Regions from separate parts of the Homo sapiens genome. Here regions 1, 3, 4, 5, 6 and 7 are each linked to region 2. Evidence: read pairs that join two places in POLR2A ChIA-PET (ENCODE). Cell type or tissue: MCF 10A. All regions are shown on one strand. Region 1 overlaps LOC124904421 (a long non-coding RNA gene). Region 2 overlaps S100A11 (S100 calcium binding protein A11). Region 3 overlaps LOC124904421 (a long non-coding RNA gene). Region 4 overlaps S100A10 (S100 calcium binding protein A10). Region 5 overlaps TCHH (trichohyalin). Region 6 has its middle 23 kb from the start of S100A10. Region 7 has its middle 9.0 kb from the start of RPTN.

Evidence for each region. ChIA-PET counts read pairs that join two places held together with the same protein. Peaks named below come from ENCODE experiments on the same cell type or tissue, not always from the same donor. Only the 100,000 strongest peaks of a DNase experiment are listed, where the experiment ranks them.
Region 1: POLR2A ChIA-PET joins it to region 2 with 12 read pairs; 10 of 35 experiments call an interaction of 5 or more read pairs at or near these places.
Region 3: POLR2A ChIA-PET joins it to region 2 with 28 read pairs; 8 of 35 experiments call an interaction of 5 or more read pairs at or near these places.
Region 4: POLR2A ChIA-PET joins it to region 2 with 13 read pairs; 16 of 35 experiments call an interaction of 5 or more read pairs at or near these places.
Region 5: POLR2A ChIA-PET joins it to region 2 with 15 read pairs; 14 of 35 experiments call an interaction of 5 or more read pairs at or near these places.
Region 6: POLR2A ChIA-PET joins it to region 2 with 60 read pairs; 10 of 35 experiments call an interaction of 5 or more read pairs at or near these places.
Region 7: POLR2A ChIA-PET joins it to region 2 with 83 read pairs; 8 of 35 experiments call an interaction of 5 or more read pairs at or near these places.

The regions. Positions count from the first base shown.
Region 1 is chr1:151,935,222-151,939,221 of GRCh38, reverse strand. The region is part of intron 1 of LOC124904421 (a long non-coding RNA gene); the gene reads left to right. Among named protein-coding and RNA genes, the nearest start is that of THEM4, 28 kb to the right of the region's middle. RefSeq lists an enhancer at 1,999-2,644. In MCF 10A, no CTCF peak of the experiment used is centred here; no DNase peak of the experiment used is centred here.
Region 2 is chr1:152,032,748-152,036,747 of GRCh38, reverse strand. S100A11 (S100 calcium binding protein A11) reads left to right here. Exons shown (of 3, transcript NM_005620.2): 2 at 2,948-3,100; 3 at 3,925-4,000. Among named protein-coding and RNA genes, the nearest start is that of S100A11, 2.3 kb to the left of the region's middle. RefSeq lists a silencer at 241-535 and an enhancer at 1,381-1,675. In MCF 10A, a CTCF peak has its summit at 2,045 (motif pointing right); DNase peaks (open chromatin) are centred at 347, 1,477 and 1,997.
Region 3 is chr1:151,944,023-151,948,022 of GRCh38, reverse strand. The region is part of intron 1 of LOC124904421 (a long non-coding RNA gene); the gene reads left to right. Among named protein-coding and RNA genes, the nearest start is that of THEM4, 37 kb to the right of the region's middle. RefSeq lists an enhancer at 1,814-2,349. In MCF 10A, no CTCF peak of the experiment used is centred here; DNase peaks (open chromatin) are centred at 1,502 and 2,092.
Region 4 is chr1:151,979,274-151,983,273 of GRCh38, reverse strand. S100A10 (S100 calcium binding protein A10) reads left to right here. Exons shown (of 3, transcript NM_002966.3): 3 at 1-359. The coding sequence ends at 111. Among named protein-coding and RNA genes, the nearest start is that of S100A10, 13 kb to the left of the region's middle. In MCF 10A, no CTCF peak of the experiment used is centred here; DNase peaks (open chromatin) are centred at 1,913 and 2,623.
Region 5 is chr1:152,108,492-152,112,491 of GRCh38, reverse strand. It overlaps TCHH (trichohyalin), which reads left to right. Exons shown (of 3, transcript NM_007113.4): 3 at 1-4,000. Among named protein-coding and RNA genes, the nearest start is that of TCHH, 5.0 kb to the left of the region's middle. In MCF 10A, no CTCF peak of the experiment used is centred here; DNase peaks (open chromatin) are centred at 1,471, 1,771 and 2,001.
Region 6 is chr1:151,968,624-151,972,623 of GRCh38, reverse strand. No RefSeq gene overlaps it. Among named protein-coding and RNA genes, the nearest start is that of S100A10, 23 kb to the left of the region's middle. RefSeq lists an enhancer at 3,311-3,811. In MCF 10A, a CTCF peak has its summit at 3,694; DNase peaks (open chromatin) are centred at 1,793 and 3,663.
Region 7 is chr1:152,166,179-152,170,178 of GRCh38, reverse strand. No RefSeq gene overlaps it. Among named protein-coding and RNA genes, the nearest start is that of RPTN, 9.0 kb to the right of the region's middle. RefSeq lists an enhancer at 1,424-2,623. In MCF 10A, no CTCF peak of the experiment used is centred here; DNase peaks (open chromatin) are centred at 1,498 and 2,158.

The sequences.
Region 1 (4,000 bases), 98 kb after region 2:
TCAACTATGTTAGTACTCGATGAGGAAGGCAGAATAATGCCCCCTGCCCTGCAAAGATGTCCATGTCCTAATCCCCAGAACCTATGAGTATATGAGGGTACATGGCAAAAGGGAGCTAAGGTTACAGATAGAATTAAAGTTGCTAATCAAATGACCTTGCAATAGGAATTATCTAGGTGTGCCCAATGTAGTCACAAGAGTCCTTAGAAGTAGAAAGGAGAGGCAGAAGAGTGAGAGCCAGAGGAAGATGTGATTATGAAAGTATGGCACAGAGAGATGCAATGTTGCTGGTTTTGAAGATGGAAGGAGACACTAGCCAAGAAATGTGGGTGGTCTCTAAAAGCTAGAAAAGGTGAGGAAACAAGTTTTTCCATGGAGCCTCCAGAAAGGAACATAGTCCTGCTGACACCTTGATTTTAGTCCAGTGAAACCCAGTTTGGACTTCTAATCTACAGAACTGTAACATAATAATATATTTGTGCTGTTTTTCTTTTTTATTTTTAAATTAATTTTTTTTTTGAGACAGGGTCTTGCTGTGTTGCTCAAACTGGAGTGCAGTGGTGCAATCAAGGCTCACTACAGCCTTAACCTCCCAGGCTCAATTGATCCTCCCACCTCAGCCTCCAAAGTAGCTGAAACTACAGGCACATACCACCATATCCTGCTAATTTTTTTTTCTTTTTTGTAGAGGCTGGGTCTCGCCATGTTGCCCAGGCTGATTCTGAAATCTTGGGCTCAAGCAATCCTCCCTCCTCAGCCTCCCAAAGTGCTGGGATTACAGGTGTGAGCCACCGCACCAGGCCCATGTTGTTTAAACTACTAAATTTATGGTAATTTGTTACAGCAGCAATAAAGAACCAATATACCTGAAATAAACATATATGAAAAAATCAGAATTCGGAAAACACACACACACTGCCTGAAGCTGAATTTAAATAGATAAACAGATGAAGAGTGTGGAGCTGTGGTGACTCAAAATGAACAAGCCATGAGCTTCAAGTCCATGACGAGCAAAAAGGACAAAAAAAAAATTTTTAATGGACAAGGCTCAGGAGACCCCAGTCCTAGGCCCATCTCCACAACAAACTTGCTATATGAAGTTATGAGTCAATTATCTCTCTGGGCCTCACATTTTCTCATTCAGGTAAAAAATATTTACAGAACGCCTAGTACTAACTGGGCTTGGGGCTTGGCTTTCTACAGACAAAGAACAAGACATTGTCCTTGGTCTCAAGGAGTTTCTGTCACTCTGGAAGAAAAAGTCTCTGAGGTCTCACTCAGCTTTAATAGTCTGTGATTCCATTAATCTAAATAAAATTTAATGCTTCATACCTTTTATGTATGTGTGTGAGGTTGCCTGAGTTCATAATTTTTTTAGATTGCTGGGAACAGTTTTGTGAAATCAGACCACTGGAAAATTTTCTCTAAAACAGCAAAAGAAATCACAATCGCAATTTCTCTTAATTTAATTTCCATGTTAAACTTTCCTTTTCTCTAAGTTATAAGTATTGCTGTTACTTTTTTTTTTTTTTTTTTTTGAGACAGAGTTTCGCTCTTGTTGCCCAGGCTAGAGTGCAATGGCACGATCTTGATCACCACAACCTCCGCCTCCCAGGTTCAAGCGATTCTCCTGCCTCAGCCTCCCTAGTAGCTGGGATTACAGGCACGTGCCAGCACGCCTGGCTAATTTTGTATTTTTAGTAGAGATGGGGTTTCTCCATGTTGGTCAGGCTGGTCTCGAACTCCCGACCTCAGGTGATCCGCCCGCCTCGGCCTCCCAAAGTGCTGGGATTACAGGCATGAGCCACTGCGCCTGGCCGTATTGCTGTTACTTTCAATTACATTTTATTTTAATTCATTTCTCCCCCAAGCCCCCCAAAATTAGTGAGTACCTATTAGCACTCTCTTCTCTTGGTAGTAATTACATTTTTATAATATTAGTGCTGCTAATATTATCAGTTACCTTCAGTTTACATGTATAGAGACAATTTTAAAACAGTATATTTTAAATTTAAAATTTACATTTTAGGAATATATTTAGACACTTAAAAATAAAGGAAATAATCTTAAGAGGGAAAAAAGACAGGGGGGAGGGTGGATTATAAGAAATAAAGAAGCTTAGTTAAAGTAAGAAGCAAATTATAATTATAGTGGACAGTGTTAGGAAGAAAAGAAAGGGAAACGTGATAGGGAAACAGCAGGGAGGAAATTGAGACATCTCCTCTCTCCATCTGGAAGTTTCCCTTTGTCTTACTCCTACCCTTCATCCCCCAACAGAGGGCTATCCCTATCACCGTGCCCTTTGGCCCTATTGAACTGTGCTAAAGATAAATGAGTCGCAAGCTTCAGGGGGTGTCTGATGCTCCCTGCGGGACCTCAAGGCTACTTGCTTTCTTTTACTTAACGAAGCTTATCAGACCATGTTTGACCTTCATATAGAAACCTGGGTCTAACAATGAGAGAGTAAGTACAGGTTTCAACAGTTGTATTGTTGCGCGATTTTTAAGGAATTAGAGAGACTGATGGGGTTTAGAAGGATATTTATTAACTATTTAGGTGTATTGGCCCAGTCGGATTAATATTTAAAGGACTGAGTTTTGAATAAAGAGTTATTTTTTAAGTATTTTTGGGGGCAGGGGGAGATTTGTGCAGGGGGAAGCATATTATAGAAGAGAGAAACAAAGGCAGTTATTTAGTTAATTGAGACGTATTATATTATTTTTTATTTTTTAAGGAGAAACATGTTTTATGACTTGAGTTTGTTTAGTGACTTTGTAGTTGTATAGCTAGGGAAACAGGGTTTTTACAATGTTTGGGAAAGGAGGAGAGATAAGGCTTATTGGCCACAGAAAAACAGGCAGTTAATTTTTAAAGGACTCCAGCTCTTTCTCTTTCTCAGGGGGAATTGGGTTTTTTAATATACAACTGAGTTTTTGCTTATACACTCCTTAATTTCTTTTAATTCCTGTTCCAGTATGTTTCTGGGAATGATAATGAGATTAGCTTTGGCACTCTCCATATTTATTGAGAGATTTCACCAACATGTATAAAAGACTGGTAGTGTAGTTTGCTGTGATTTAGTTAAAAAGCATGAAACTTGTCAGAGAGATTTTGGTTTTAATTCCTGCTCCATAACTTACTAGTTGTGTGATCTTGGGAAAGCTCATAAATCTCTTGGAGCTGTTTCCTCACGTTTAAAAATGGAGGTATCTAAATAGATGTGTGAGAATTAAATGACATTATGGGTATAAAATGTCTCTCTTTCTTTTACCTTTAAACTCTGTTGAACTTGAAAAAAGTGGCTCATTTAATATCTAGTACTGGGAGCTCCTCAGTAAGTGGTTGCTTTTATTACCTCATTCCAAAGAGAAAAATATATTGTGGCCAGGCACGGTGGCTCACGCCTGTAATCCCAACACTTTGGGAGGCTGAGGCAGGCAGATTGCTTGAGCTCAGGAGTTCGAGACCAGCCTGGGCAACATGTCAAAACCCCGTCTCTACAAAAAATACAAAAATTAGTTGGGCATGTTGGTGTGCGCCTAGCTACTTGGGGAACTAAGGCGAGAAGATTGCTTGAGCCTGGGAGGTCGAGGCTGCAGTGAGTTATGTTCATGCCACTGCACTCCAGCCTGGGTGCGAGACCGTCTCAAGGAAAAAAAAAATTGTTAAGTGCTCTACAACCCTTGTGATACCAGAAACCAAGGGAATATAAGTAATAGTCTTGTGATAATCTCCCGTTCTTTATTCTCCCCACTTTGTTTTCCCCAGCCCTCTCCATGATGAAGATGGCTGCAGTTTCCGTGGTTTCTGCTATGGAATGAAAAATCCTACAGGCAGAGCCCATGCTTCCTGCAGCTGCCAGCTCTGCCCTGCCTCCTTCCCCTCCCAGCTCCCCTGTGAGAAGCACTATCCTCAGAATGACTCAACCTCATTTTCCAGGAGGGTCTTAGAACTCATTGTACTTTTTTCTTGCAACCGTAAATTTTCTGCAGTTTGTTCA
Region 2 (4,000 bases):
AGGATGAAGCCCTAAAATCATCCTTGGGGTGGCCGCCTAGGGTAGCAGCGGAGGTTCTTTAGCCTTCCCAGTCACGACAAGGCCCAGGGCTGGGGAAGAGGAAGTGCTGGCCGCTCACCGCGCGGGGGGGGGACCCGTCGTGGGTCACTGCCTCCAGCCCCTCGCCCGCGGTCTCCCGGGAGCCCAGAGACGCCTAGGAGCAAGTTTAAGGCAGGGGGCTGGAAAGCTGCGAGGGGTCACTAGTTATTTCTGTACACCAGAAAAGGGACATTTTAGAACTTGGTCGTCTAGCCCCAGGGAAAATCAAAGTTTCAGTAAGCACCCGGCAGACGGCCAAGACCCAACGGGACTGAAACTTTAGCCCGTCGCCGCCCGCAGCGCCGCGGCCAAGAATGTGGGAGGAACCCGGTCCCAGCTGAGCCCTCTCCTCCTTCCTCTTCCTTTTACCCCACCATCTATTTAGGCACTCACTCCGTAACTTATTTTTCTCTTCTTATCTCCTTTCATCTCCCAGTTGAACTCATATTTTCCATAATTCCACCTCCAAAATCTCTTTCTTTACCTCTCCTTAGTGGAGAGTCAGCAAACTGGCCCGCGGGCCAAGTCGGGTTTTCTGTTCTGCCCACAAGCTAAGAATAAAGTTTACATTTGTAAATGATTGAAAGAAATCAAAAGAAGAAAAATACTTTCTGACATGTGAAAATTATGTGGAAATCAAACTTCAGCGTCCATAAATGAAGTATTGGAACAGAGCCACGCCCATTCCCTTCCATACTGTCTGGGGTTGCAGTCCTGCTACAGCAGGGACAGAAAGCTCCGGAGGGTGTTGGTTAAGAATGAGAAGACAATAGTTGAGGTTTTTAAAATTGCTACGTCTTTTTCATCGTATTTTTTTCTTTCCTCAAATGTTGAGCGCTTAGCATGCATTTTTAAAAATTATTTCACAGTATCCGTTTATCATAATGTTTGCTCCTTGCTATCGCCATCCCCACCAAGTAAGACTCCAAGAGTGCCATGAGGTGTGGAGAGCGCCGGTTCTCCTCTCCTTCAGCCACTGCGCCACCCTGGGCAGAGCTTTCCGGTTTCTGGGCGTCCTCAGGACCCATCTCCAAAGTGCCCTGGAGCTCTACAAATTATGCCGTTCCATTTTAGTAATTTGATAATTGTGTCTCTTTCTTTCACTTTGGAGAATTACCTCTGGGAGGAAATGCAAAGAGGTTTTAATTTTCTCCTTGTGGCTGATAGCAACAGCAACAGTTTTCAAAAGAAAATAATCTCTAAATTACACCAAGACTGATGTTAAGGAGAGAAAAATGTGAAGCAGAAAGGCACTGTGAAACTGGAAAAGCAAAACTGTCTGCATTCTGGAAGGAAAAGGGGCAGGGGGAGAATCTGTAGTTCCAGAGAAAGGTGACAAAGCCCATGCTCCTCAGCCTGGTGTGGCCTCCCAGCCAGTCTCCTTCCTGTCATCTGATACCTTAGTAAGACAGGGAGATTTTAGGCCTGATATGAAGGGCATGTTGTAACAGAACAAACACATCTGTTTCTAGGCTGTGGTATTTTGTTTCTCCCCTAAAGGCCCCTGAACCTACCAACACTTTTCTTAATGAAAAGTTCAATTTAGAGCAAAACAAAAACAATCATCCTCCAACAATGTGATTCTTGGGAAAAAGTCCACCTCTCTTAGGGTTCAGGGGTTCTAACGCTGTAAGATGCAATGGGAGGCAAGACTCAGCTAGGATCTCTGCAGCATAAAGGCTGTACAGGAAGGAGGAATCAATCTGCAGCTGTGTAGCTAAGGGCTCAGATCAGTTCTTAGCACGTGTTAATTACGGAGTGAGAAAGCCTCTAGCTCTGGCCTCCAGGAAGTCCATCCTAAGAACAAACGAAAGGCTAAATGCTAAGTTGCAAATGTCACCATCCAAACATAAATCATTGTTAACGCTAGTAGGTAAAGTCTCAGAGGAAGGGTGTGGCCAGGCCGGTTTCCCAGAAAGTCTGTAATTGCGGCTTCTACCCACCAGAGGGAGGCCAACAGCTCCTCACTTTTGGGACCCTAAGTCCCCTTGGGGAACCGGATGACTGGGCCCTATAGAATTTCCTTGAAAAATTCTGCTGTGAGGAAAGAGCCCAGTACAGGATTTAAATCTCTTACATTGTAGATGCTGTGTAAGCAGCAACCTGAGAGCTTCCTGGTTTGGAGTGACCTCCAGAGAAGCTCCACCTTCTCTGTCACTATTTCCCACCAGGAAGTGGAAGCCTGCAAGGCTAAGGACTGCAGAAAGGGACTGGGAGGCCCAGATTCCAGGGCTGGCTCTGCCATATCCATTCCCTTCTCCTGTCCGTTTCCTCACATCTAAGATTAATGGTTCCTAACTCTTAAATATGAAAGCCATTTTCAAACATCTAAAAAGTTCTATCTCCCACTGCATACACAATGATAGCTATGCTTTTAGTTTTCTCTAAGGAAATGTGTGAGTCCCAGGAATTCGGTATTGCTTTAAAAAGAACTGACATTTCATTAATCACAAAAGCCTCCATACACTCTTGGAAAATAAGAAATTATTAACCTATAGACAATGTTTGGTGTGCATATGGATTTGTGGATATAGAGTTACACATGTATTTATCCACACATTTTAAAAATATGAGTAAACCTTGTCACCGTCACTCTCATCTAGGCAGTCTACTGCTTTTAAACGTGCCAGCAATGCTCCACATTTACCTTCCATATATTTCACCTGGAATAAACATGTGGCGAGGGGTAGGACGGAAGGTCACAGAGTGTGACTTTTTGTGGTTGTCTTGAACCCCTCAGCCCCTTGAAAAAATGACTCAGTCTTTTAGGAAACTGCTTTGACCTGAAATAAGAGTCCCTGGAGTTTTCTCCAGTATCCAGCCTTGACATCTTCCCTTGTCTGAGCCCTGCAATTTTTTTTCTCCAAAGGCAAAAATCTCCAGCCCTACAGAGACTGAGCGGTGCATCGAGTCCCTGATTGCTGTCTTCCAGAAGTATGCTGGAAAGGATGGTTATAACTACACTCTCTCCAAGACAGAGTTCCTAAGCTTCATGAATACAGAACTAGCTGCCTTCACAAAGGTACTGGTCCCTGTCTCCCCCACTTCCCCAAACTACCCACAACATGAAACAAGACCCTGGCAGAATGGCCAGGAATGAAGGAGCAGCAACTGACACCCCACACTCTTGCTTCATTTTAACTCACTCTAAGCCAGGAGTTTTTCCATTTAGGAAGAGAGATATATGAAATGGTATATGACGTAATGGAATTATTTTCAAATTTCATTATTCTACCCCAGAGGTTCTATGGCAGCCCTGTCCAGTAGAACTTTCTGCAGTGGTGGAAATACATTCTATATCTGCTCTATCCAACATGGTAGCCACCAGCCACATGTGTCTGCTGAGTGCTTGAAATGTGGCTAGTGTGACTAACAGACTGACTTTCTAAATTAGTTAATGTAAATGTAAATGTAAATAGCCATTTGTAACCAGTGGCTCTAAGTCTGTATCTGTGTTGGCAGCTTGGGCAAGTGGAGGATGAGACTGATTAGGCAGGGCCTGTGGCCTTTTTCCACCTGAACCCGCTGTACTTTTATATAGTTTATCTATTGGAGTTGCATGCAACACTTGAAAGAAGTGTTCCACTGGCTTTACAAAACTGAATAGCCCCTAATATCATAGAAAGAGCCCTGGACTAGGAGTGGGAAAACCTTTGGTTCAAGGCCCAGGTCTGCCCCTTAGGCAGGTCACTTCACCTCTTTTAGTCTGTTTCTGCATCTGGCAAATGGGAATATTAATAATCCCTATCCTGTACCTTATACTCCTGTGAGAATAAAATGTGGCAGCATATTTGAAAGCACATTAGAAGATGCGATATAAAGGTGTAATTATTATTTTCTCTGCAGAACCAGAAGGACCCTGGTGTCCTTGACCGCATGATGAAGAAACTGGACACCAACAGTGATGGTCAGCTAGATTTCT
Region 3 (4,000 bases), 89 kb after region 2:
GCCCACCTCCCCTCCCCCGCCCGACTTGCTCCCCTGAAGGTCTGCTTCTAAAACTGGCCCCAGAGTGATGTGGGGCTGTTGGTGTCCTTGAAGGCAGCAATTGCACATAGAAAAAATTATTTGCAAAATTTTGATTTTTAAAATTAATATTTGCCTTATTAAAATTAAATTTCCGAAACCCAGGTTTGGCCGGGAGCAGTGGCTCACACCTGTAATCCCAGCACTCTGGGAGGCCGAGGCGGGTGGATCACGAGGTCAGGAGATCGAGACCATCCTGGCTAACACGCTGAAACCCCATCTCTACTAAAAAAATATAAAAATATACAAAAAATTAGCCGGGTGTGGTGGTGGGCACCTCTAGTCCCAGCTACTCGGGAGGCTGAGGCAGGAGAATGGCGTGAACCCGGGAGGCGGAGCTTGCAGTGAGCCGAGATCACGCCACTGCACTCCAGCCTGGGCGACAGGGTGAGACTCTGTCTCAAAAAACAAAAAAGAAACCCAGGTTTTTCATCTTTTTGTACCTTAAGTATAAATCTTCATATCCTAGTTTTTAATCAAGCAAAACTCAACAATCACTTTTAAAGGTTGCCTTTCATAATAATCAAATGCCCTTAAATATTATAAAACTGACGTTGAAGATTGAGTATACATATTTTTCTGATTAATCACAGCTTTCATTTGGCTCTTGAGTCACTATAATGTCACCATGCCAATTCATCAGATCCTTCACACCTTATAAAATTATGTTGTTAATTTCTGCGCTTGATTGTATGACTTGGGTTGACTGAAATCTCTATTCTTTTCACTTTTTCCTTCCTTGGCAGGCCCATAACTTGCAAGTTTTTGAATAGCCTCCTTTGGATTCCACATAGTTCTTCTGGTTTTGTTTGGCTCCACAAGTACTACCCTCTGTATTAATGACCCTCCATGATATGCTAATAGCACCCCACTTAAATGACTTGTCTTGTCCCCAGTTTCTGGCCCTCCCTTGGCCAGTCCTCACATCCTTACATGGACCAAGTTCCAGGGATGAGGCCCAATCTTTGTGCTGTTGATCTTTTCCCCTTTCCTGAATGCCCTCACCCTCTTCTCTACCCATACTTCAAAACTCATGTCAAATCCCACCTCCCTTGACCACCACAGCCCATGGTAATTTCTCCCTCCTCTACACACGTATCACCCATTTCTGGTACTATTCATTTAATATTACCATGTGCATCATATTATTGCAAGTTATTTTTTCCTATGTTTTTTTCTCTTCCTTCTCACCTAAGATTATAAGCTCTCAGTAGGAAAGAGCTGTGTTTTACTATGTTTAAACTCCTGATTATATCCTAGCATTGTGCCTTTCTCATGGCAACAGCTCAGTAAGACCTAGTTAAGTGATTGAGTGGTTGACATTTATTAGCATGTCATTTCCTAGAGGGTATGTCCACACTCTGCTCCTGCCCAATATGCTATGAGTAGTCAATGAGAATTGAGCAATATTAATCATAACTAACCACTTGAGGTGTATGACACACCTCAGGAGGCAACATGTAACCACTTCTCAGCATGCTTGAGGCAGGTTTACTGACTTCAACCAGCACGAAATTTCAGAGGAGTCATGTAAGGTATAGATCCTCCATCCTGAAATTACGTTGCCTATAGTTGTTCAAACACTTCCTGCTGAAAAGTTTAGGATAATGCTGAATAATATGTTTCAGATGCCTTACTTATGGACAATGAATATGTGCAAAGACACGGGATGGAAGAAAGTCACAAAAATCCTTTCACTAGCTTTAGTTGTGTCAACGCTTCACAGGAAAACAGAACTGATTTTATCAGAACTTAGTTGGAAGTTTTTTATATAAGCGGAAGAGCAAAAGGGAATCTACTGTATCGCTCCCTCTACCCAGAGGAAGGAAATAGAAAATGTCCACACAACAAATGGACCAAGTGTATAACAAAACCCTCAGCCCCAAGGTGTCTCTGATGTACTGCAGGAACCAAGGCAGTCTCCCAATTCAACTATTATTGGCCTGTCCCTTTTAATTGAAAGCAGTTGCCCTTTCCCCACCCATCCCTGAGTATGACTCATTAACTGCCCCCGGGCCAAGTGTTTTACAAAATACTCTGCATCACCATGGCAACAGCCCAGCATCTGCCCTCACGTAGGGTGTGGCTAGAGTAAGTACTACCGCTTTTTTGTTTGTTTGTTTCTGTTTGTTATAAATTGGAAACTTTAATCACAGGAAGAGGCTGTTTGGCACCCGAGAGCTGTCACATAGCAGTGCAAGAAGTAAAGAGAAAAAGGGGAGAGCCAAAATAACATAATTACTTCTTCACAGCTAGGATATGTCTCTACCAGATTACACTGAACTACCTGAGGATGACTGGAAACAGAGATAGTGGTAATTATTAAGGTCTTACTATGAGGCACTCTTAGTCTTCAATTATCATTATTCCTATTTTAAAGATGAAGAAACTGAGATACCCAGAGCTTAATGTTATGTGTCTGGTGAGTAACAGGGCCAGGATTCAAGCCATGCAGTCTTCTTCCAGGGACCCACACCCTTAACCATTATGTCTGATGACCTCGGGTTATAGGAAAGGAAGAGCCTCACAAGTTATTGATGGATTTTGTTCATTTGTTTGTTTCTGCTGACTATAGTTAAATTATATCAAGGCTTTAAAGACTAAAACAGGATGGATTTCTAATTTGACAGTTAACTGCTAAGGGAGCAAAAACTGAATTGTGTAGTGGAGACCTGGCTACCAAGATGGACATGTTCCAGTCACAGGCATAGAGAAAGTTCTCTGTTTGGTGCCCATCAACTTAAGTCCTTCCTTATACCTGGCAGTGTCACCATCTTTCACAGTCACAGATTCTGCCACTTTGGCCAGGCGTCTCATTAGTCCCACCCCTCATCACAAAAGAGTCTACTGGGGACAGGTCAGCACAAACCCACCAACGTGACCAGAAGCATAACTCACAGAACCTATCCTGCTGGCAGAGGGGAGCAAGGGCACCAAGGACAGCCTCATCCCCTGGAGAAATGTCCTCATTTGCCAGGATGCCTCATTGGCTGCTTGAATTGGTTGGACTCAGGAAGTCTATTAGCTCTGAGTCCAGAGCTGTTGTTTGAGACTCAAGATGAAAAAGGAGGCAATTTCTACATTTATCTAATGCACAGCTAAGAGTGGAGGTTGGGTGAACCTGATTTCAAAAGCAAACTGAGTATTAAATTTCACCACTTTTTAAAGCGCTGACGTGATGTAAGGATGCTGTCATTGTTGGCTAACAATTTTCTTAGGTCTAATTTGGGTCATTAAAGGTGACATGAAGCTCCTCTGGGCTCACAGCATTGTGCTGTAAGCACTGTAGCTATGCTGTGTCACAACGCAAAAGCATCGTGCCACAGTAAGCAAGTGTGATAGGTTTTGTCACCACATTAGGTCTGCCTTGGAGAGGTCAGCAAAACGTGCTTGCCAGAAATTCATCTTATCATCAGAGTACAACCTTCAGGCTGCCTGGATCTATGCCCCACCTCTGCCATTTACTAGCTGTGTGACTGGGCAGTTACTTTCCCTCTCTGTCCTTTGGTTTCCTTACTTGTAACAGGGACAGAAAAATATTTCCTACTTTTAGGGCTGCTGTGAGGATCAAAGAAGTTAATTCATGCCAACTGCTTGTAAGAGTTCCTGGCATGTTTTGCCACACACTTCAATCTTGGATTAAAGAACTTGCCATTCAGTTGAACTTACGGTATTTCTGCCTGAGCGCCCCTCAGCCTGCCCTCTGAAATAGGGTATGTAGGGAATATCAGTTTGCTTACTTACTGGGACACTGCTATATACAAAGCCATGTTTATCTAATTCTTCTCTATTTTGCTCATGTACAGTTTTTCTAAGTATTTACAAGCAAAGGGACCTCACCAGAATTTTGGAGGCTTAACAGGGCTAAGTCAAGCATGATTACTTTTAAAAATAATTCTGGGCCAGGCACAGTGGTTCATGC
Region 4 (4,000 bases), 53 kb after region 2:
TGTAGAGATGGCAAAGTGGGCTTCCAGAGCTTCTTTTCCCTAATTGCGGGCCTCACCATTGCATGCAATGACTATTTTGTAGTACACATGAAGCAGAAGGGAAAGAAGTAGGCAGAAATGAGCAGTTCGCTCCTCCCTGATAAGAGTTGTCCCAAAGGGTCGCTTAAGGAATCTGCCCCACAGCTTCCCCCATAGAAGGATTTCATGAGCAGATCAGGACACTTAGCAAATGTAAAAATAAAATCTAACTCTCATTTGACAAGCAGAGAAAGAAAAGTTAAATACCAGATAAGCTTTTGATTTTTGTATTGTTTGCATCCCCTTGCCCTCAATAAATAAAGTTCTTTTTTAGTTCCAAATTTGAGACAGAATGTTTGTTGTTCCCTCAGAAATTCTTGTTCCCCAAGAGGCAGCTTGCCCTTGGGCAGCCAGCACACAGCAGAGCTTTTCTTACACAGCAGAGCTTTTCTCACAGAACTGGCAAAATGAGAAAACACTCTTCATTCAGGCTTGGAGTCTGACTTCTCTAATTGTTCTGCCCTTGTAGCTGTGTCTATATGAAGGACTCAAACTTGAAGGATTAGGAGAAGGCTCTACAGGAATAGATGGTAAGTTTATAATTACTGGGCACAGTTTTGCCCAGTTAAATCAGTGCTTTTCTAGCCAGCACTTTGCATGCCTGCAATGTCTGAATCCAATTTTCATAGCAAAGTGTCAGCAAACCTAAGGCAGAACTAGGAGAACCAATCAGGAGAGGGTGTAGCTTGACACCTTGGTAATAACATCACATTAGCATCTATTAAGTCAACTCCCAGATGTCAGGAAATATGGTAGGCATGACTTATACACGGGGCAGTACACTTTTGTTGAAAATGAAGTGTCAGTACTGATGTCTTGATAATCAATGCAAAATGTTCCTCCTAGCCCTTTTTTGTGCCTGTTAGAAGCTTCAGGGTATATGTGCATCAATGCTATATGCTTATTAATAACACAGTACTCTATGCTTTTATGGAGAGGTGATATATGAATTCCATGAATTGGCACATAGCATTGTTCCAAGTAAATAGGTCAAAGAAGATGGAATATTTACTTTTTTTTTTTTTTTTTGAGACGGAGGCTTGCTCTGTCACCCAGGCTGGAGTGCAGTGGTGCAATCTCGGCTCACTGCAAACTCCACCTTCCCAGGTTCACACCATTCTCCTGCCTCAGCTTCCCGAGTAGCTGGAACTACAGGCGCCTGCCACCATGCCCAGCTAATTTTTTGTATTTTTAGTAGAGACGGGGCCTCACCGTGTTAGCCAGAATGGTCTCGATCTCCTGACCTTGTGATTTGCCCGCCTCGGCCTTCCAAAGTGCTGGGATTACAGGCGTGAGCCACCGCGCCCGGCCTGGAATATTTACTTTTTTGATTGGACACATCAATATTAACTCTGGGAAAAACTTCCATCTCACTCTGGGAAAAAGTGCAATATAAGGTTATCGATAGTCACAAGGAAAAGCATGCAAAAGAGAACAGGATAGTTCAAAACTGGCTTTGGTAGAAAGAAATCCATAATAAAAAAGGAAAACATTCCAACCATTTTATTTTTTCTCAGTCAACAAATGAACAGTGTAAAACAAACCATAGCTTTGCGGCTGAAGCATTATATCAGCAAGTTTACAAAGAGGAATTTATTACGGGAGTATTAATGAAGGAGGGGAGTTGATTAGTTAAAGAAGTGACTCTAGATTGACTCCAGGAATGACTTCCAAACCCATGCTACAGAACTGGGCCGCCAAGGAGCTGCTGGCTCAGGAAGCTGCCTGCTGAATGAGGAGCCATAGCCACAGCTGGCTGCTCCAGGACCATGGCACAGTCTGCACAAGCAAACGCACATCCCCATCACCCTCCCTCTTTCCACATACGGCTGGGCTCTCATATCCAAGTCTCAGTGAGGTGCATCTGACTGGCAGAGCCTTAACCACAACAAATTCCTAACCGCAAGGGACTCTGGGAAATAAAGTTCTAACATTTTCCAACCTTTGCACATTAGCAGCTGATTCTACCACAGTGACAATTCCTAATCCTACGTGAAGTCTTCCAACCTGGAAGTTAAAGAAATTGTGGCTCTAAGGAAAGGAGGCTCTGGAAGATGACGTCTGTAATAGAGACAAGAAAAAAAAACTGGCCCATCACAGTAAGGCAATCCATGAGAATTTGTGTCAGTCCAGATTCACCCCTTTGGTTAACCTGCCTCCTGGGCAACTGTGTTTACTGGGTATTAGGAGGATTAGTGGTCAACTCACAAATGAATGGGGAAGATTATAAAAGGGAGATATTATGAGCTCACATGTCCTGAAATCCATAGCAAACTTTCACACTCTAAGCCTCTTTTACCTGAAAACAAAAACACAACTATCCCAGGAGGAGGGAGGCTCTCAGGGTAAGAGAAAGGAAGCATCAACTCATCTTCACAGTGGGTGTGTAGATTCAGAAAAATTCTGAAGCAATGTGTTATTCCCAGCAGATTACCCCAAACTCTCATTCAGAAGGTGCCCAGTGCCAGGAAATGATCTGAGTCACTGTATTTGGGATGGATGTGTATGTGTATTGAGGGAAAGGGTTATGGCACCTTCCTCGCTTTGGCCTCATTGCTCATTTAGTAGGGAGCTGTATGAGGAAAATAAAAATGGTATTTATGGCTTGAAATCCCACATGGCTCTTTGTGCCAACAAAAACACACGGATCCCACAATCTGACCTGCTAAAACTGCTGTCTAGGCTTCAGGGGTTGCAGCCCAATGGCTCCCAAGGGGCAAAACTGCCATTATGCCAACAGTCATCAAGAGGAACCATCTGGAAAATTCCACTCATTCTGCTACATGGCTGAGTTGTAAAAAGTAGATCCCGCCCCTCCCCACACCCAGTTACAAAAAAAGAATGAATAGCAGTGCAGAAAGTCAGTTTCCAACACGCTGCAGAGCTGACCCTGAAAAACATCATTTTTCTCTCTTGGACCCACTCCCTTGTCCAAGTCCCCTGAACAGCGGCCAACTACCTGTGATTTAATAGTTTTCTACCTAACCCATCTCACTAGGAGACCGAGGACAAGTCTACAAACCTCTCTCATTCAAATTTGACCAATTCGTGATTGGTCAAGTAATTGTTCAAGTCCCTTCTCCAGCTCTTAACCCCACAGGGATAGTTGTGAATAGAAATTCATTCACTTGGCAAATATTAGCAAGGGCTACCATGTGAATGGCACCAAGCAATGTTCTGTATAAAGGCAGGTACGAAGAAGCAGATGACCACAGTGCCTGCTCAAGAAGATTACAATCTAGATTGAAAGATAATAGATAAAGCAGGCCAGGCGCGGTGGCTCACGCCTATAATCCCAGCACTTCGGGAGGCAGAGGCGGGCGGATCACGAGGTCAGGAGATCGAGACCACGGTGAAACTCCGTCTCTACTAAAAATACAAAAAATTAGCTGGGCGCAGTGGTGGGCGCCTGTAGTCCCAGCTACTCGGGAGGCTGAGGCAGGAGAATGGCGTGAACCCGGAAGGCGGAGCTTGCAGTGAGCCGAGATCATGCCACTGCACTCCAGCCTGGGCGACAGAGCGAGACTCCGTCAACACAACAGAGCATTGGCAAGGGAGACATGTGATGGGCACCTCTGGTCACTGTTGATAGGTATGTAATTCACACGACCTTTCAGAAAGGCAAAAGTTAGCAATATGTACCTGAATCCTTTAATGTGTTTTCTTTGACCCAGTATTTCTATTCCTAAGAATTTCTCTTAGCAAAATAATCAAAGATACTTATGATATTCATATACAAAGCTATTTGATGCAGCATTATTTAGAATAGCTAAAACCTAAAGAAAACCTCAATATTCAACAATGGGGTCATGGTTAAATAAGTTATGTTTAGATTGTTTAGATGTACATGGGATGCTATATGGCCCATCAAAACCATCACTTTGAAAAATATTAAATGAGATGGGGAAATGTCTATGTAAAG
Region 5 (4,000 bases), 76 kb before region 2:
AGAGAAAGAGTGGAGGAAGCGCGAGACAGTGCTCCGGAAGGAAGAAGAGAAGTTGCAGGAAGAGGAGCCGCAGCGGCAAAGAGAGCTCCAGGAGGAAGAAGAGCAGCTACGGAAGCTGGAGCGGCAAGAGCTGAGGAGGGAGCGCCAGGAGGAAGAGCAGCAGCAGCAAAGGCTGAGGCGCGAGCAGCAACTAAGGCGCAAGCAGGAGGAGGAGAGGCGCGAGCAGCAGGAGGAGAGGCGCGAGCAGCAGGAGAGGCGCGAGCAGCAGGAGGAGAGGCGCGAGCAGCAGCTGAGGCGCGAGCAGGAGGAGAGGCGCGAGCAGCAGCTGAGGCGCGAGCAGGAGGAGGAGAGGCGCGAGCAGCAGCTGAGGCGCGAGCAGGAGGAGGAGAGGCGCGAGCAGCAGCTGAGGCGCGAGCAGCAGCTGAGGCGCGAGCAGCAGCTGAGGCGCGAGCAGCAGCTGAGGCGCGAGCAGCAGCTGAGGCGCGAGCAGCAGCTGAGGCGCGAGCAGCAGCTGAGGCGCGAGCAGCAGCTGAGGCGCGAGCAGCAGCTGAGGCGCGAGCAGGAGGAGGAGAGGCACGAGCAGAAGCACGAGCAGGAGAGGCGCGAGCAGCGGCTGAAGCGCGAGCAGGAGGAGAGGCGCGATTGGCTGAAGCGCGAGGAGGAGACGGAGAGGCACGAGCAGGAGAGGCGCAAGCAGCAGCTGAAGCGCGACCAGGAGGAGGAGAGGCGCGAACGTTGGCTGAAGCTCGAGGAGGAGGAGAGGCGCGAGCAGCAGGAGAGGCGCGAGCAGCAACTAAGGCGGGAGCAAGAGGAGAGGCGCGAGCAGCGGCTGAAGCGCCAGGAGGAGGAAGAGAGGCTCCAGCAGCGGTTGAGGAGCGAGCAACAACTAAGACGCGAGCAGGAGGAGAGGCGCGAGCAGCTGCTGAAGCGCGAGGAGGAGAAGAGGCTCGAGCAGGAGAGGCGAGAGCAGCGGCTGAAGCGCGAGCAGGAGGAGAGGCGCGATCAGCTGCTGAAGCGCGAGGAGGAGAGGCGCCAGCAGCGGCTGAAGCGCGAGCAGGAAGAGAGGCTCGAGCAGCGACTGAAGCGCGAGGAGGTGGAGAGACTCGAGCAGGAGGAGAGGCGCGAGCAGCGGCTGAAGCGCGAGGAGCCGGAGGAAGAGAGGCGCCAGCAGCTGCTGAAGAGCGAGGAGCAGGAGGAGAGGCGCCAGCAGCAACTAAGGCGCGAGCAGCAGGAAAGGCGCGAGCAGCGGCTGAAGCGCGAGGAGGAGGAAGAGAGGCTCGAGCAGCGGCTGAAGCGCGAGCATGAGGAAGAGAGGCGCGAGCAGGAGCTAGCTGAGGAGGAGCAGGAACAGGCCCGGGAGCGGATTAAGAGCCGCATCCCGAAGTGGCAGTGGCAGCTAGAAAGCGAGGCCGACGCACGGCAAAGCAAAGTCTACTCGAGGCCCCGCAAGCAGGAAGGGCAGAGGCGCCGCCAAGAGCAGGAGGAAAAGAGGCGGCGCCGGGAGAGTGAGCTGCAATGGCAGGAGGAGGAACGGGCTCACCGGCAGCAGCAGGAAGAGGAGCAGCGCCGGGACTTCACATGGCAGTGGCAGGCGGAGGAAAAGAGCGAGAGGGGCCGTCAGAGGCTGTCGGCCAGGCCCCCATTGCGGGAGCAGCGGGAGAGGCAGCTGAGGGCCGAGGAGCGCCAGCAGCGGGAACAACGGTTTCTCCCGGAGGAGGAGGAGAAGGAGCAGCGGCGCCGCCAGCGACGCGAGAGGGAGAAAGAGCTGCAGTTCCTGGAGGAAGAGGAGCAGCTCCAGCGGCGGGAGCGTGCCCAACAGCTCCAGGAGGAGGAGGACGGCCTCCAGGAGGATCAGGAGAGGAGGCGAAGCCAGGAGCAGCGCCGCGACCAAAAATGGAGGTGGCAACTAGAAGAAGAAAGGAAGAGACGCCGCCACACGCTGTACGCCAAGCCAGCCCTACAAGAGCAGCTGAGGAAGGAACAGCAGCTGCTGCAGGAGGAGGAGGAGGAGCTACAGAGAGAGGAGCGCGAGAAGAGAAGGCGCCAAGAACAGGAGAGACAATACCGCGAGGAAGAGCAGCTGCAGCAGGAGGAAGAGCAGCTGCTGAGAGAGGAACGGGAGAAAAGAAGACGCCAGGAGCGGGAAAGGCAATATCGGAAGGATAAGAAGCTGCAGCAGAAGGAAGAGCAGCTGCTGGGAGAGGAACCGGAGAAGAGAAGGCGCCAGGAGCGGGAGAAAAAATACCGCGAGGAAGAGGAGTTGCAGCAGGAGGAAGAGCAGCTGCTGAGAGAGGAACGGGAGAAGAGAAGGCGCCAGGAGTGGGAGAGGCAGTACCGCAAAAAAGACGAGCTGCAGCAGGAAGAAGAGCAGCTGCTGAGAGAGGAACGGGAGAAAAGAAGACTCCAGGAGCGGGAGAGGCAATATCGGGAGGAAGAGGAGCTGCAGCAGGAGGAAGAGCAGCTGCTGGGAGAGGAACGGGAGACGAGAAGGCGCCAGGAGCTGGAGAGGCAATATCGGAAGGAAGAGGAGCTGCAGCAGGAGGAAGAGCAGCTGCTGAGAGAGGAACCGGAGAAGAGAAGGCGCCAGGAGCGGGAGAGGCAATGTCGGGAGGAAGAGGAGCTGCAGCAGGAGGAAGAGCAGCTGCTGAGAGAGGAACGGGAGAAGAGAAGGCGCCAGGAGCTGGAGAGGCAATATCGGGAGGAAGAGGAGGTGCAGCAGGAGGAAGAGCAGCTGCTGAGAGAGGAACCGGAGAAGAGAAGGCGCCAGGAGCTGGAGAGGCAATACCGCGAGGAAGAGGAGCTGCAGCAGGAGGAAGAGCAGCTGCTGAGAGAGGAACAGGAGAAAAGGCGCCAGGAGCGGGAGAGGCAGTATCGGGAGGAGGAAGAGCTTCAGCGCCAGAAAAGGAAGCAGCGATACCGGGATGAGGATCAGCGCAGTGATCTGAAATGGCAGTGGGAACCAGAAAAAGAAAATGCAGTTCGTGATAACAAGGTTTACTGCAAAGGCAGAGAGAATGAACAGTTCCGGCAGTTGGAAGATTCCCAGCTGCGCGACAGACAATCCCAGCAAGATCTGCAGCACCTGCTGGGTGAACAGCAAGAGCGAGATCGTGAGCAAGAGAGGAGGCGCTGGCAGCAGCGCGACAGGCATTTCCCAGAGGAAGAACAGCTGGAGCGAGAAGAGCAAAAGGAAGCCAAAAGGCGCGACAGGAAGTCCCAAGAGGAAAAGCAGTTGCTGAGAGAGGAAAGAGAAGAGAAGAGACGCCGTCAAGAGACAGACAGAAAATTCCGCGAGGAGGAACAGCTGCTCCAGGAAAGGGAGGAACAGCCGCTGCGCCGCCAAGAGCGTGACAGAAAATTCCGCGAAGAGGAACTGCGCCATCAGGAACAAGGGAGAAAATTCCTCGAGGAGGAACAGCGGCTGCGCCGCCAGGAACGGGAGAGAAAATTCCTTAAGGAGGAACAGCAGCTGCGCTGCCAGGAGCGCGAGCAACAGCTGCGTCAGGACCGCGACAGAAAATTCCGCGAGGAGGAACAGCAGCTGAGCCGCCAAGAGCGTGACAGAAAATTCCGTGAAGAGGAACAGCAGGTGCGCCGCCAGGAACGAGAGAGAAAATTCCTGGAGGAGGAACAGCAGCTGCGCCAGGAGCGTCACAGAAAATTCCGCGAAGAGGAACAGCTGCTCCAGGAAAGGGAAGAACAGCAGCTGCACCGCCAAGAGCGTGACAGAAAATTCCTGGAGGAGGAACAACAGCTGCGCCGCCAAGAGCGTGACAGAAAATTCCGCGAACAGGAACTGCGCAGTCAGGAACCAGAGAGAAAATTCCTCGAGGAGGAACAGCAGCTGCACCGCCAGCAACGGCAGAGAAAATTCCTCCAGGAGGAACAGCAGCTGCGCCGCCAGGAGCGCGGGCAACAGCGGCGTCAGGACCGTGACAGAAAATTCCGCGAGGAGGAACAGCTGCGCCAGGAGAGGGAGGAACAGCAGCTGAGCCGCCAA
Region 6 (4,000 bases), 64 kb after region 2:
TCCAAGCCAATAAATATGGCTCTGGGGCATCTAATCTTAATGCAGCTGTGACTACACAATTCATGAACAATTTCATTCTAATTTCAGATTAAGGTGAGGAGTCAAAGCAGTATTTTCTCATTTCTACTTATTCTTTTATACCTATTCATAAGTTTAAACCCAACGTGAGACACCCAGATAGAACAGCAAGCAGGAGTAAGTTCCTGACCAATGAAAAATCAACACAATGATGAGTTTATGCCAAGTTTATACAACTTTTTATGGCTGAGGATAGATTGAAATTTTGATTAATTTTTTTATCTCCTTTTTATAACGGTAAAATAGGTAAACTGGTTTTGTAAAAGAGCTTTTTAGGGAAAAAATGTTGAATATTCATACTTTTTCTCAATCAAAATGTCAATGCTTACACCAAAAATAGAGGTTTTTTTTGTTGTTGCTGCTCGTTTGTTTGTTTGTTTTTAAGACGGAGTCTCGCTCTGCATGCAGTGGCACAATCTCGGCTCACTGCAACCTCCGCCTCCCAGGTTCAAGCGATTCTTCTGCCTCAGCCTCCTGAGTAGCTGGGATTACAGGCGTGTGCCACCACGCCGAGCTAATTTTTGTATTTTTAGTGGACACAGGGTTTCACCATGTAGGTCAGGCTGGTCTTTAATTCCTGACCTCATGATCCGCCCACCTAGGCCTCCCAAAGTGCTGGGATTACAAGCGTGAGCCACCATGCCTGGCCCAAAAAAATGGAGGTTTCTAAGGAGCAGAAGACAATTAATATAACCTTTCCTAACCTGCCTGTTAAACTTTAAGTCATACATCTAGGGTCAATGCTCAAGTTTAACTATATATTCACAGTTCCATTCTTCGTGGCTCAATGCTGTTTATTTTATTAACCAGAAAGACACTAGGAATTAACATTTACTAAAATGTAACATAAGGTACTATGTTAGATCCTTTTTCTATGTCATCTTATTTACTCTCCCTAACAACTTCGTCAGGAGGTGCTATAGACCCTGGATGGGTTTTGGGCTGCCCAGCATCTGAATTCCCTTCATATGTTTGACGAATTCCCCATCTTTTGAGTCTTGTTGGGGGCAGAGTCTTCTTTCCCCTATAATGGCTGAAAACCCAGGTAGTCAGTTCCAAGACTCCCTTGCTACTAGGAAGTTATCTCCAGGCTTAGGCCCCATCTATCAGGTAAATTGATCCAGACTTCAGTCAGGAGCTAGTGACCCAGAGAAGCAAGTACTGGGAAGAATCTCAACTAATGAAATTATTACTGTGGTCACCTGGATAAATAATCCATCAAAGGGAAGTGTTGAGGGACAAAGTAGTCATAGACCAACATGAACAACTTGAGGAATTCAAGGACTATGGAATGGAGTGGTTTCCACTAAAGTCACCGGAAAGAAAAAAGACAATAATAAGCTCAAATTCTTATGATTTCCCCAATGACATGGACTGAAACCCAAAACTTTATATAATTTAAAAATAAAACATATATATTTTACAATTAAAAATTTTTTAAATAAAATTCTTATCTCTTTTGGAGACAGTCCAAAAAACACCACAAAGTTTGACTCTGTGGATCACCAAATTATTTGTTCAATCCACAGCTTGGTAAGATCTTTTGTGTGACATTTAGGACACTGAACAGGAAGAATTTAACCTTAAGTACTAATATGGTAGAATGTGGCAGACACAACCCCCACTCTCTCCCTCCTTGTCTGGTGAGTGTTTCATCCTCCCCTGAGGATCCTGCAACCTGGAGGAGGGATCAGGCCGGGGAAGCCAGTTCATCTCCTTCTCCGCCCACACTCACACCCCAATGCCCCCCACCTGCCCCGCCCATCTCTGTACTTTTAACTAGAGTCAGATCTTGGCATGCCCCAAAGAGCCATTACAAAGTCAAGCTCCGGAAAAGAAGCCTGGAGATTATTAAGACTCTGCTTATATATATTGGAAAAAACTTGGAAGACTCTTCTATGCAAGTGGGAGATGCTGCAGCAGAAATGAACTCCCTGATTTCAACAAGAATACTAGAATCCCAGAGCTGTAAATGCCAACTAGCAGGACTCTAGTGTCAGATTCCAATTCAACAAAATAGGCTATTTGGCTGGCCAGGTTATCAGAATAGTTTGTCCGAGGGGATCTTTGGTGGTGCCTTGTTAATCATAAGGTCCCAAAGACTAATATACTTCAACTATATCTGTATATCTGAAAATATTTCAGGTCTGAACAGAGACCTGACTTAAGTCTGCATGGTAGAACGTCATTGCCTCTAAGCCACCTCCCACGCCTGAGTCAATGCACAGACACCTAGCCCCTCAATGAAGAGGAATTCAAGTACATTTGAGCAAGAACCCTACAATAACAGATCAAGCACTAGCATGCATCTTCTTCCAAGCTCTCCCCTGAGGAACCTCAGTCATTCACTAGGAAAACCGTTGGGAAGTATCGGTCTTTAGCTCTGAGCTAACCCTAACTCCTAGAGACCTAAAATGTCATTAAAGTCCACCAGCCAGAGTGAAATATTGTGGAAGTAAGTCACTAATGATTTTTTTCTTTTATAAATATTCGTAACATATTTATTGAAAGTCCAGCCATCCTAGAGGCTGCTAAAGATATTTTTATCATTTTTAGTTTTTATTATAAAAAAGTTCTAAAATATACAAAATTAAGTGTATTTAATATAAAAATAGCAATGTACCCATCATTAGCTTTAACAATGATTAACTCAAGGCTAATCTTATTTCCTCTTTACTCCCTAACTTCCTCTCTCAGATTATATTGAAACAAATTTAAACAGCAATGATTTTGTCTATAAATATTTCAGTGAGTACTTCCAAAAGACAAATAACTCTACTTTTTAACCACAATACAATTACACAAAAAATCAACAGGTTAACCGAGTTTTAAAAAATAAGCTACTATATCTATCTTAGATAATTGAGCATACAAGAAAAACGCTCAACACTTGGTAATTGTGTCAATCAGGATAAGTCAGGAGACAGAAACCACACAGTAATTTGAACAGAGAAAGTTTAATATAAGCAATGACTAATTAGTAACAGGAAATTAATAACTAAGGGGTAAAAAGAACTCTAAAGAACATAGAAATAGCAGATACAGGAGGAAGTTACTACATCTAGGCTTGAGGCAGAGTGCCTCTGGAGATAGAAAAAATATGAACCAAAGTGTTTTTACTATTCTTGCACTCAAAAATCAACACAGAATACTTCTGCAACCTCTGGTTACCAGAATGTGTGGGGATTTCTTCCCACCAGCAACCAATTAATTCTGCAGCAAATTCTCCAGCAAACATCAGCTGGGTGTCTTCCAACTCAGTTCAGTTCTGATACTACATTCCCGGAGATAGCATCAGATTCCACAAGTTGAGGGCTCAGTCCCACAAAACTGCCTTCCACTTCAGATGTCAGTTCAAAGCATAGGTTGTGACCTGTGCCTCTGACCAACTGGCTATAAATTAGGGTTCCTATGACCTCCTCCTGGGTTTGATTAATTTGCCAGAGTGGCTCGCAGAACTCAGGGAAGCCCTTTACTTATGTTTGCCTGTTTATTATAAAGGATACAGATGAACAGCCAGATAGAAGGGATGCATAGGCAAAGTATGGGGGAAGGCAGTGGAGCTTCCATGCCCTCTATGGGCACAGTATCTGGAAGCTCATCCAAACTCAGGCCTTTTGGGGTTTCACGAAGGGTTCATTAAATAGGCATGATTGATTACATCATTGGCCACTGGAGATCAACCTGACCTTCAGCCCCTCTTCCCTCTTGAGAAGTTGTCAAAGGTAGGGTGGGAGGTTTAAAGATTCCAACCCTCTAATCGCATGGTTGGTTTTTCTGGGTGACCCGCCCTCATCCTGAAGATAGTTAGAGGCCCCCAGCCACCAGTCATCTCATTAGCATACAAAAAATCATTCATTACTCTGGAGATTCCAAGAGTTTTAGAATCTTTTTGCCAGGAAACTGGGACAAAGACTAACTA
Region 7 (4,000 bases), 130 kb before region 2:
ATAAAGGCCAGCGTCTTGTATGTTCACAATCTAAAGATGGATGCTTACTGAGTAATAGGAAGAGAAAAGGTGGATATCAGGTCTGTTGAGATAAGCCTAGAACAAAAGTACTGGCCTAATATTATGGGCAAGAATTCCTACATTCTGGGAAGACTGAGGTAGAGAGACACTAACATGAGACCAAGATCCTATAATAAAATCAAGCAAAAGCTGGTTTTTCAAAGGAAGGACTCTGCATGAAGCTGAAGCTGCTGATCTAGTATCAGAGACTGGGCCACCCATACAAGGAGGCACAAGGACTACTTACTGGTGAAAATGTAAGAGTGTAACAAGTGAGCGACTGGATTACAGCTGAATCAGCATATACAGATTGCAGCGCAGGTTAACATCTACTTTAGTATACAGTGTTAAGTATGCAAGTGTTGCAGTGTCTGCAACACTTCTGTCAGCCTCCCTTCTCACTTTTTCTCCCCTATCCTCCCCTAAGCCCTGAAACGTGCCATCCTCCCCTTCCCTCTTCTCCTGGGACAGGAAAGTGCTGCTGATTCTGATGCTTCACAAAGGTAATGATTTATTCATTCTCTGCCTCAGAATGAGTCCTTCAAGTTTGATGGCAGTTTGCAGAACCAGGAATGGAAACCAGTTCTTCTGACCCCAGATTCAACTTCTCTTCCTGACAGTGCAGTTTCATGTGCTTCACACTACATTCCTCACTAAATATATTATTTCGCACTTGCCAACAATTACAATTCATATCATTTTCCTGCCCATTCTGGACTAAAGAGAGATGTTCACCCAAAATCACCACTGAACAAATAATGGAAATGATCTTCCCCTGCTTCCCTGTCTTTCTCCCACCCCATTCATAGTCATTCCCTTGTGGAAATTTCCCACCTCCTGTTCTGCAAGATGCATTGCTCTCCAAGAAGCATTTGATGAGAGCCTTACCCATGATGCTAGGTGGCCACGGGAATGTATTATGAAAGGCCAGGTTATGGCAAAGATGAGAGTGTAGCTTTAAACAAATTCTATAAAATGTTATACTCTCTGTAGTCCACATCCTCAAGACTTAAATTAACAGCACAAATCTTATTAGCCTCACAAAGTTCCTTCATTGTTTCTCAAATAGCATAGTTCAGGGAGCATCTCACCAGTGTGGGTGGCCAATGCATTAAATCATAAGAGCAATTAATCTCTGTTCATAAAGTACTTGAGCTCCTGACACATCCTATAAATGTAGGCCTAAATAAACTCAGGAGTGTGCCCAAGGAGGTCAAGATCTCTGATGCTCAATGAGTTTCCAGAAAGGAGATAACAGCCAGGCTACCTTGGAAGGGAAGGAGAGCAACACACTGAATGCATAACCCCCCATGCCAGGTACTAGGCTAGGCACTCACATATTCGAGCTCATTTAATTTCTTCAACAATCCTGAGAAGAACTGCTATTCCCTTGCAGATCTGCCTGACCTCAGAGTCATGTTCTCTCTGCCTTGGACTGGATCCATAAATGTGACAAGAGGAAAACATAGAACATAGAGTCCTGGGACAAGTATACATGTCATATGCTTGTGTTAGAAAGTCTGAATTCTGACTATAGTTTTGCTATTAACTTGTGTGACCCTGCATGACCTTGCAAAAATCACACTGTCTCTCCTGAGACAACTTTTTGCTTTTCAAAGGCAGGAAAGCTCTGGATACTTGAAACAGTACTGTGGAGCCTGAGAGGTTTGAGATGACAGGGAACCTCCCTGTACTCACCTTCAGCAGCCCAACTCCTCGTGGCACAGAGATGGGGCATGAACACCCTGCAGAGGGGACTCCCAGCCTCTTCTCTTGCATACAGCAGGTGCAGCCCAGGTAACATGTCGCAACAAAATCCTTCCTGGGCCTCTCCCTTTGCTTCCACTTTTTCTCCCCTATCCTCCCCTAAGCCCTGAACCATGCCATCCTCCCATCCCCTCTTCTCTTGGGACAGGAAGATGCTGCTAAGTCTGATGCTGCAGAAAGCTGATGATTTCTTTTCTGCAGGGTGACTGGGGCCATGTGGAGCATTTGTGACCACAATAAAGAGATTGAAGATTAAAGGAGGATGATTAGGCAGAATTCCCATGGCAAAGTGGTGTGGTAATTTAGCCAAGTCATGGCTCAGGCATGCAGAAGGGTGTGAAGCCACTGTGGTGTAAGCATCAGGGGCAAGAGCAGCAGAAGAGAGAGCACTTGTCTGGGCTAGTCCCACTGTGTGAGAAGAATTGATGATGATGAAATTTTGTTCTTACTCCAACGTGGCTGCAGCTCTGCCATAAGCTCTTCCCAGAATCCTTTTGACTGTTAACAGTTCTATCTTCCTCACTAAGCATTCGTCAGGAAGATAAATGAATAAGTGAATCAATGAACTAGGCAACCAGTGGAGAAAACTCTTACTTGATTTCCAACCCCTCGATCATATCTTCTTGTTTCTTGACTACACCAAGATTTTGCTAGGTGGACATGACAAGTAGGTGTATTATGCAAGCATCAACTGCCCCCACTTATGGGACCAGGCAATAAACCACAGAGGACTGGGGACAGCACCCCTCCCCAGTCCCAGATAATCTCCACCAAAGCCCTTACACCATCCCCTAGTAGCCTCTACTACTCTCGCTGTGCTTTACTGGCAAAGACCTCAGAAGGATTACTTTCCTTACTCAATCCCTCATGAAAGCTCCCTGGCATTACCTGATTTTCTCTCCCTGCTCTCTCTGCCTGCTTTCTCATCCCTGCCAGATGCCTGGATCTGGCATCCTACTATGCCTGACAGCTAAGGGAATAAGACACAGGCATGAGCTTCTTGGGGACAGTGGGCCATCTGCTCCTCTGGGGAGTCTTTGAATTGACACCTACAAAGAATGGACTGGGCACTGACCTACCTGGGTCAGAAGCAGGGCAAGATGATCTTTAGAAGCCCTGATGAATCTGCTTCTGACCAATCACTGCTTTCAACTTGCCTGCTGCTCCCGGTACACATGACCACATTCAGCTTCCCTGCTGGTGACAGCTGGGGCTCTTGGGCTGTGCCTCAAGTCCCACCTCTCAGTTTGGCCTGGAAACTTTAGCATCCAGATATTTCTGGAGAAACTAAAGCAGTTCCTCTGTTATTTCTGCATGTAAACTCTTCAAGATACCAGCAGCCATCTCCCAAACCTCCTGAAATTATCACAGCCCACCACTGGTTCATCTACCAACACCATCTTCCTGCCCCATACTCTGTAAGGCTCTAGAATTTTCACACATTATTCTTTTTTATTTCCAAGAGCCAACAAGTTGCAAATAAGTTCTAAATCCCAAAAGAATACTGCTCAGGGGGCATGGACTTGTGGAGGTGAAACATCATCCAGTTCAGTCACCTACTGGGGTCCCAGCACTATGGCAGGGCTCATGGGAGAATCAGAAGGAGAAATCAAGGACTCTTCCCTCAGAGAATTCGTCATCTAATTCAGAGGCAAGAATTATACATAGGCAACAACAGAGAGTGCTAAAGAGCCACAAGAAATAAAAGCCTAGTTATATGTTTTAGAATCTCAGTCTACCACAGGCATTGGAGCTAGAGAGAGCCAGTCAGTCTCACATTTAAAGAACACCTACCTTGAGGACGACAAAGAGAGCTTATAGGAGACAGAGAGAGAAAGGAGGAGAAATCTTTCCTTCATAGTGAGGAAGAAAAATGTGGTCTGGAGGCAGGGAACATAAGGCCGATTCCCACTTCAGCTATGAGAGGAAATATTCTCTCCATAGTGCATACACCAAGTAAATGACTTTGTAACTTTACTTCATCCTCTTCATTTACATAGGGTGTACCCCAAGTAGAGGTTATTAAACTCCCAAAAAATCTGTAACAGGGCCCTTGAGCCCCTATGTTCAGGCCCGCTCCACACTATGGAGTGTTCTTTCATTTTCAATAAATCCCTTTGTTCCTTCCTTGCTTTGTTTGTGCATTTTGTCCAATTCTTTGTTCAAGATGACA